Regions from separate parts of the Homo sapiens genome. Here region 1 is linked to region 2. A link is a contact called in ENCODE Hi-C or POLR2A ChIA-PET data. All regions are on one chromosome and are shown on one strand. Each heading gives the region's core, a stretch centred on a gene start or an enhancer-like site at or near the end of the contact. The rest is flanking DNA. Distances are from core to core; before and after follow the strand shown. Region 1 has its middle 54 kb from the start of TPD52L1. Region 2 overlaps RNF217 (ring finger protein 217).

Region 1 (3,262 bases), core at 488-2,987, 86 kb before region 2:
CAAGTGCCTTGCTCAGTGGTGATTTACAAAGAGTCCTTAACAGAGGGGGCCATGGTGATGCACCCTGGATGGTACAGGCAGGATGGCATCTAGCAGGAGAAAATGCTGGGGCTGAGGACGATGGAGAAGTAGGAGTTAGGAGGAGGAGGAGGAGGAGGAGGAGGAGGAGGAGGAGGAGGTAGAGACCCAGCCTATGGGAGTATGCAGATGCACAGCTGCTTGACAGGGCCTGTCTGGATTACAGAAATAATAGAACTGAACAGTTGGAACTAACTTTAAATATAGGTTACATGGACCCACATTTCATTGCTGAAAGAGATCTTAGAGACTACCCTTGCACTCCTTGATTTTAGACCAAAGTCTGGGAAGGTATGTGGCTATGCCAATATCACAGAGCAAATTAATGTAAGAATTCAAGATAGGAATCCATTTGTCCTAAATCTTTGCCTAGTACTCTCCACAAGACCAGGATTGGAGCCCAGCCTTCACCAAGATCCACATACAGGGTATGTCTAATAACACAGGAGGGGCCCTAAACATGCTTACTACTACTACTACTACTAATAAACTGAATAAGTAATGTTGAATAAACTTTCAATGAATTGAATGTCAGAAAGAAAATAACTGGTATTATGCTATGTACTTTCATATACACTGTCTCATTTGATGGGAACAAAAACTTCTATCTGTTGTGTTATTATTCCCCAATTTCCAATTACTCTTTTAGAGTTGCAGATGTCAAAGGACAGTTTGGGTACCCTGCCTCAGAGTCCCTGGTTAACAAGAGAAGGGCTCTGAGAAGCAGTCTAGCTTGATAGCTCAGGGCTCCCAGGCCCAGGTTTAGATCACACCTCTGTCCTTGCAGACTCTGTGATGGGGGAGGTTATTCAGTCTCTGTCAAGGCTAATAAATAATGCAACAACGGTGATTCTAATAGTTTAAAACGGATCAGGATACCCTGATGTAGTGGGAAAAAACTTGCCCTTGGTATTCAAATCAGATTGATGATGCAACTCTGTCCTGACTTCACTTTCCTCATCTCTGAAATGGGAATAATGTTTATCTCATAGGGTTGTGAGGATTTTCCAGGAAAATCGCACACAACCCCGCACGTTTCTACTTGTTAAAGGAACTCAGCCGAAATTCTTGCCAGCTTTCGTCCCGACCCCATCCCCAGGGCTCCTCCTGGTTCCTGGTGGGCCCTCTTTCCTAGTCTATTTTTTTTAACTTTCTCTTCGTTTTGTCTTTCCTTTCTCTCTCCCTTTCATCTCCTTCTCCCCCCGTTACTTTTCTTTTGGGTTACCTTTTTAATGAGATGTAGAAAATGTATCAGCAGGTTTATGAAAAGTGAACTGGCAGATGGAAGATGTCACCATGACACTGAGGAAAACTGTTTTCTAACCCCCACCAAAGTAATTTAATTTACACATTTACTTCCTCAAAAAAAGAAAAAAAAAAGCTTTTATGCTTTCAGCACGCAGGCAATGGAGACAGCCTCGGGTCGTGTTGCCCACACGCAGGTGCTGCTAGCTGCCTCCCAGTCGCTCTCCTCGCGCATCTTCCCAGGGGACATCCGCCCTCCCGGGACTGTGCTCCGGACAGCGGGGGAGGGCAGAGGGAGGGGCAGGGAGGTGACAAGCAGCGCCCCGCAGTGTGCACCGTGCGCTTCACTCCGCGCTCCTCTCCGTGCACCCAGACCCAGAGCAGCCCCGCCCGGCAGCCAGCACAACTGCCCCGCGCCACAGGCCGCCGGCCTCTGCTTGCCAGGGCTGCGGGGGAAGAACATGCCCCCGTGCACTAGCTCCGCGTTCCCGAAGGAAGGTTTTCGCAGCCATGGGCAGTGGGCCTTTAGTCTCCCGCTCCGTGCAGTGGGAAGGGATCAACTGAGCGGCGCGGAGCCATCAGTGGTCTCTGCGTGGAGGCTGCAGCCCCGCCGACGCCCTCGCCTTCGCCCTCGCCCCCGCCCCCGCCCCCGCCCTCTATACTGTGGACAAAGGCAATCCGGATTTGTTTTTGTTTTCGTGGTTTTCTTTGTTGATGATGGGAGCTGGAAACTGGGGAGGAGAGAATTTTGCAGTTGTGAAAGGGCATCTCTCTCTTCCCTTACTTATTATTTTCTTCAAAGATAACAGAATTTCCCCATGGCAGGAACCGCAGACTGGCAAGCAGGAGACCTGAGTTTGAGTTGAGCCTTTGCTATGTGACCTCAAACAAACCATTGAACTGTATTTTTTATTTTTTATTTTTTAGTTTAGCTGGGCTTAGCTTTGTTGTTTTCTTTCCCACATTGTTTATAAAACGAGGATACTAATAACACCACAGAGGGGTTGTAAGGATTACATACACGTGAACAGACTATGTGAACGCATAGTAGGCGCTAGATAAAGATTTGTTTTGAAATTATCCATAACAACACCTCCAATATAAGGAATAAGAGACCTAGGAAGCCCAGAGAGGGCAAGTTAGCATGCCAGTTGGAGGATGAAAACCAAGGCTGGAACTAAGGTTTCCCATTTCCAGCTTCGTGTTCTTCCCATTTCCCACTCTTCCGCTGATTCTAACCTAGTGCACTTACAACTCTGGAGAAGGGAGACCCAGTTGGAATCCCTGGCTTCACCATTCTGAAGTTGAGGCGTCTTGGGCACGTCTCTTATAAAACTTTTTTGTTTTATAGTTTTGTAATTTGTTCCTCAAACGTTTCAATGCCTATGATGTACCTGCCAGTTACCATAGACGGTGGAGGGGACCCAAAAATGAATAGAACATGATCCGTGACCTCATGGAATTCACGTTCTTGCTAGAGGGCCTCATGCATAATATAAGCAAAAATAAATAACCAATCTGTTGGTGATTATATTAATAGAGCATGGTGGAAGGAAGAGTTCTGTTTAATGTCGGGGGTTGGGGGGGATCCCAATGTCTCAACAGTGAGCAAGGACTGGAGAGGTTAACTTGGAACGTGCTATCCAGGTTTCACCTCCACCTCTCACCTTTCCCCACACCTCTCCTCCTGCCCCAAGCTACTCTGTCTCATCCCACCCACCCACTCCGGGGGCTGATTCGTTCACTGCCCAGCCTGAGAGTGTTGATGACTGACAGTTCTAAGCTGAACCCACTCTGGAGTGTTCTCAGCTGAAAGGGTCACCTCCTCCCAAAGTCATGCTTCCAAGGGCAGCTCCCATTCAATGACTGATCTATGCAGAGTGTTAAGGCTTACTCTCATTTCAATTTGGGACAACTCTCTGCAGAGCCTTCCCAGCTT
Region 2 (3,319 bases), core at 586-3,085:
AGATATATTTTACAGGGGTGTAAAGTAATAGAGTTTAGGTATATAGCTTTCTGAAGATGTGACTTCAAACTATATAATATGTTCCTTTGCTTTCTTTTCTGGAATATCAACTATTTTAGGTGACTTTCAGATAAAAACCAGATAGCATACACATTGGTATCAATGAAACTTCTAAGTGATTGCTAAGTGTTAGGTGGAAGTCTATATACTTCAGACATGAAGTAAGTAGCTAAATGGCAATGTTGCTGGCTTTCTGGGAAAATAAAAACACATATTTAAATATATTTACACAACACAGGACCAGTGCATCTCAGTGTACAGGTGGCCTGAAGAGGATTTTGAGCAGGGTCAACATGGTTTATTAGGAAGGGGCTTTGGGTTTGCTCAAAAGTTCAGTCAAGCACATGCATGACTGAGTCCCTAACAATACTACACTAAAGTACAAAAGAGATATCTTGACATTAAATGGTATTAATTTTTATTTTTAAAAATAACTTCCTTTCATCACAAAAATGAGTTCATGGGAAGATTGTATCCCAGGTAAATGAATGAATCACTGGGAGAAGGAAGTTTTCATACTATCAGAATGTTAAGACTCTAACCCATGAGAAAAGTTTGGTTTTAGTGTGTGTGATTTTGAACTGCTTCTGACCATAATTGGCTAAAAGATTCAGTTATCTCTGGAGGCTGATTACTCCAGCTACAGTGAGATGATGCAATCATCACAGAGATGGATTCATAGCTCATTTCCTGCATCAGAAAGGCATATACACTGTTTGAACAATAGCTGTACCAAATAACTTAATGATAACATTAAATAAGAGGAAAGCAGAGCTTGATATCAATTATAATTTGATTTTTCTCTCTGTAATTCAGTTTCCTCATCTACATATACCTCACAGAATTGTACCGAGGCTGTGGTGAGCTAATCCATGCAAGGCATTTAGAGTACAGCCTGGAATTTAGAGCAGTACAAACTCAATAACTGTGAGTGATTGCTATCACTATTTCCAAAATCTCTTCCCATCTACTCTATGGTGGTATTTTGATAAAGGCATGCAAGAGCTTTCAATCTATTCCAGGATCACTTGATTTAGTTAATGACCATCCATTCTGACCAACTCCAGGGAAAACAATGTAAATGGTGCTACCTGAGGTTGTCTAAGCAAACAGCATCCTCTGTATGTGTGTACACACTAGCCCTGAATGAAATCCAGAGTCAGTTCCCATTCAGAGAACAACAGGCAGACAAATAAAAATCTTAAATAAAATAAATTTCTTTTATAAACAGAGACAGGATGACAGTATAACTTGCACATGTAGTCAGCGGGGCATTATGTTTCTAGGATTTATGTTAACACATTTCATAAATTAATAAATAAGAACTGCTTTTATTGTTGCTGCTGTTACATGTCCTTTGCCTTAGAAACATCACTCAGTAGGTACATGACAGAAGAATGGGGATTTGGAAATAGATCTGCTAGACTAAAAATCTTGTGCTCTTTCTGGTTACCACTCAGTGAGATGACACAATGAATGACTGGGATGTAATTGATATATATGGAGTATTCTTGGTATTATATATCCATTTTCTCAGAATTCACATACTTCTCTTTTACTGTGCTATTTAACATGAATTAGATATGGTAGCTGAATACGAACTCTATAAGTCTTTACTAAAAGAAAACAGCCAAAGCTTTCAGACTACTTTTTTTTTTTTCCCAGACATATTCTGGCCTCAGGGCTGTGGTACCTGCTTGACCTTCTCCCTGGAAAGCTCCCCCTCTAGATGTTTCATGACTCATTTTCTTGCATCATTCAGGTCTCTTATGAACATCCCCTCATCAATGAACCGTTCCACGACCATGCTCTCAAAAACAGCACACACACACACACACACACACACACACACACACACATACACAAAACATGCAAGCACCTACCTTTCTTTTTGGCCTATTCCTACCCTTCCTCTTATGTTAGCTTTGTTTTTCTGGTAATATTAACCATTATCACCCCTGTCCTGTTATGTATATTTGTTTATTACCTGTTTCTTCTCACTAAATTATAATCTCCAAAAAACAGGGACTCATTTTGGTTAACTGCTATATCCCCAGAACCATGAACAGTTTATAATACATGAATAGGTGAATATATTGTTTCATACTGAAACAATGAAAAAAAATCAGAACTAAATGTCAATTATTTCAAGTATGTTTCAATTCTTTTCTTCTTATGGGCATTGAAGAAGAATCAAGATAGAAATGCTAACTTTCTGGAAATAAACATTTAATATTCTATATCTGAAAAACTACCCATGAAAAAGACTGGGTTGTTCAAAGATATTTTACTAGAAGTTCTGAAAATATACCTTCAATTTAAGGAGTTATGAAATAAGGATTTGAAAAGGAAGTGGAATATAGTGATCAAAACATAAGCATATAAATAAGAAATTCAAAGATGAACACAGATTTGCTAGCAAAGCCAAAAATCAAATCAAATTAAAGCATCACATCTACTTTATTCAAATATTAGTGACACTTGCACATTACAAAAGTAAAATATAACTTTAACTCCCAAGGCTGTCTGCTACCATATTATGCTAAGGAGCACCAAAGGAAAACATAGGAACAAATTCATGAAAATTCTGCATAGAATAAATTTCTGCAAAACACAAAACTAATGCTTTCTAAGAATATGTCAAATATTCTGGTTATAAATCCACCATTATCAATGAGGTTCACGTTAAATTATAATCATGCAAATATATTTTAAACAGAAGATCCAAAGTAGTATAAACAATTGTGAACCATTACCCAAAAATGGGTATATTCAGTGGGCATATATAAAATGGGTATACATAAAAACACACTGTAGACATGACGGAGTACCTTTAAAGTATCCATTGTACATATCTCAAATTCATCAGTAAATGTTAATTTGCAAAAACTATCCAAATTCTGTCATATAAGCTGTTCAAACTGAAACATAGTCATTCTGTTGTGCTTACCAGGATAGCTCTTAGCAATGCTTTCATTTTTAGTATTGTATATGCTATATTTTAAATATTTGGAAACATTTAAAGTGCTTCAATTCCTTCCTATTCCTTCATAGTTTTTTATTCCTTGGTAGTTTCTTATTGTTTCTTTTTAAGTATCTTTTTCTTTTGCGAGACTACATATCAAACTACCTCTGACTATCTCTTTCATTTAATCTAAGGCTTTTAATTAGATTCAGTATATATTTGTTCAATGAGTATCCTTTTAAAAGTAGAAAGTGGCTTTTGATTTTAAAGATGCATCTGGCCAGCCCCTCCTGG

The links. Hi-C counts contacts between places; a loop is a spot of excess contacts on that map. ChIA-PET counts read pairs that join two places held with the same protein, here RNA polymerase II (POLR2A). Pooled maps may share reads with other maps.
Region 1: a map of heart right ventricle shows a loop between it and region 2 (2.8-fold over the local background). The contact joins two enhancer-like sites. A Hi-C loop is called at or near these places in 6 of 168 maps with a recorded cell type or tissue (K562, Right ventricle myocardium inferior, ascending aorta and 3 more) and 3 of 50 pooled maps. POLR2A ChIA-PET finds 5 or more read pairs at or near these places in 3 of 52 experiments (H1, HEK293 and MCF 10A).

What each region holds. Positions count from the first base shown.
Region 1 is chr6:125,098,231-125,101,492 of GRCh38, reverse strand. No RefSeq gene overlaps it. Among named protein-coding and RNA genes, the nearest start is that of TPD52L1, 54 kb to the left of the region's middle. Within about 2 kb of position 1,737, at least 5 of the 41 ENCODE cell types and tissues checked have a DNase peak (open chromatin) inside an H3K27ac peak, as active enhancers do.
Region 2 is chr6:125,011,952-125,015,270 of GRCh38, reverse strand. The region is part of intron 1 of RNF217 (ring finger protein 217); the gene reads right to left. Among named protein-coding and RNA genes, the nearest start is that of RNF217-AS1, 51 kb to the right of the region's middle. Within about 2 kb of position 1,835, at least 3 of the 41 ENCODE cell types and tissues checked have a DNase peak (open chromatin) inside an H3K27ac peak, as active enhancers do.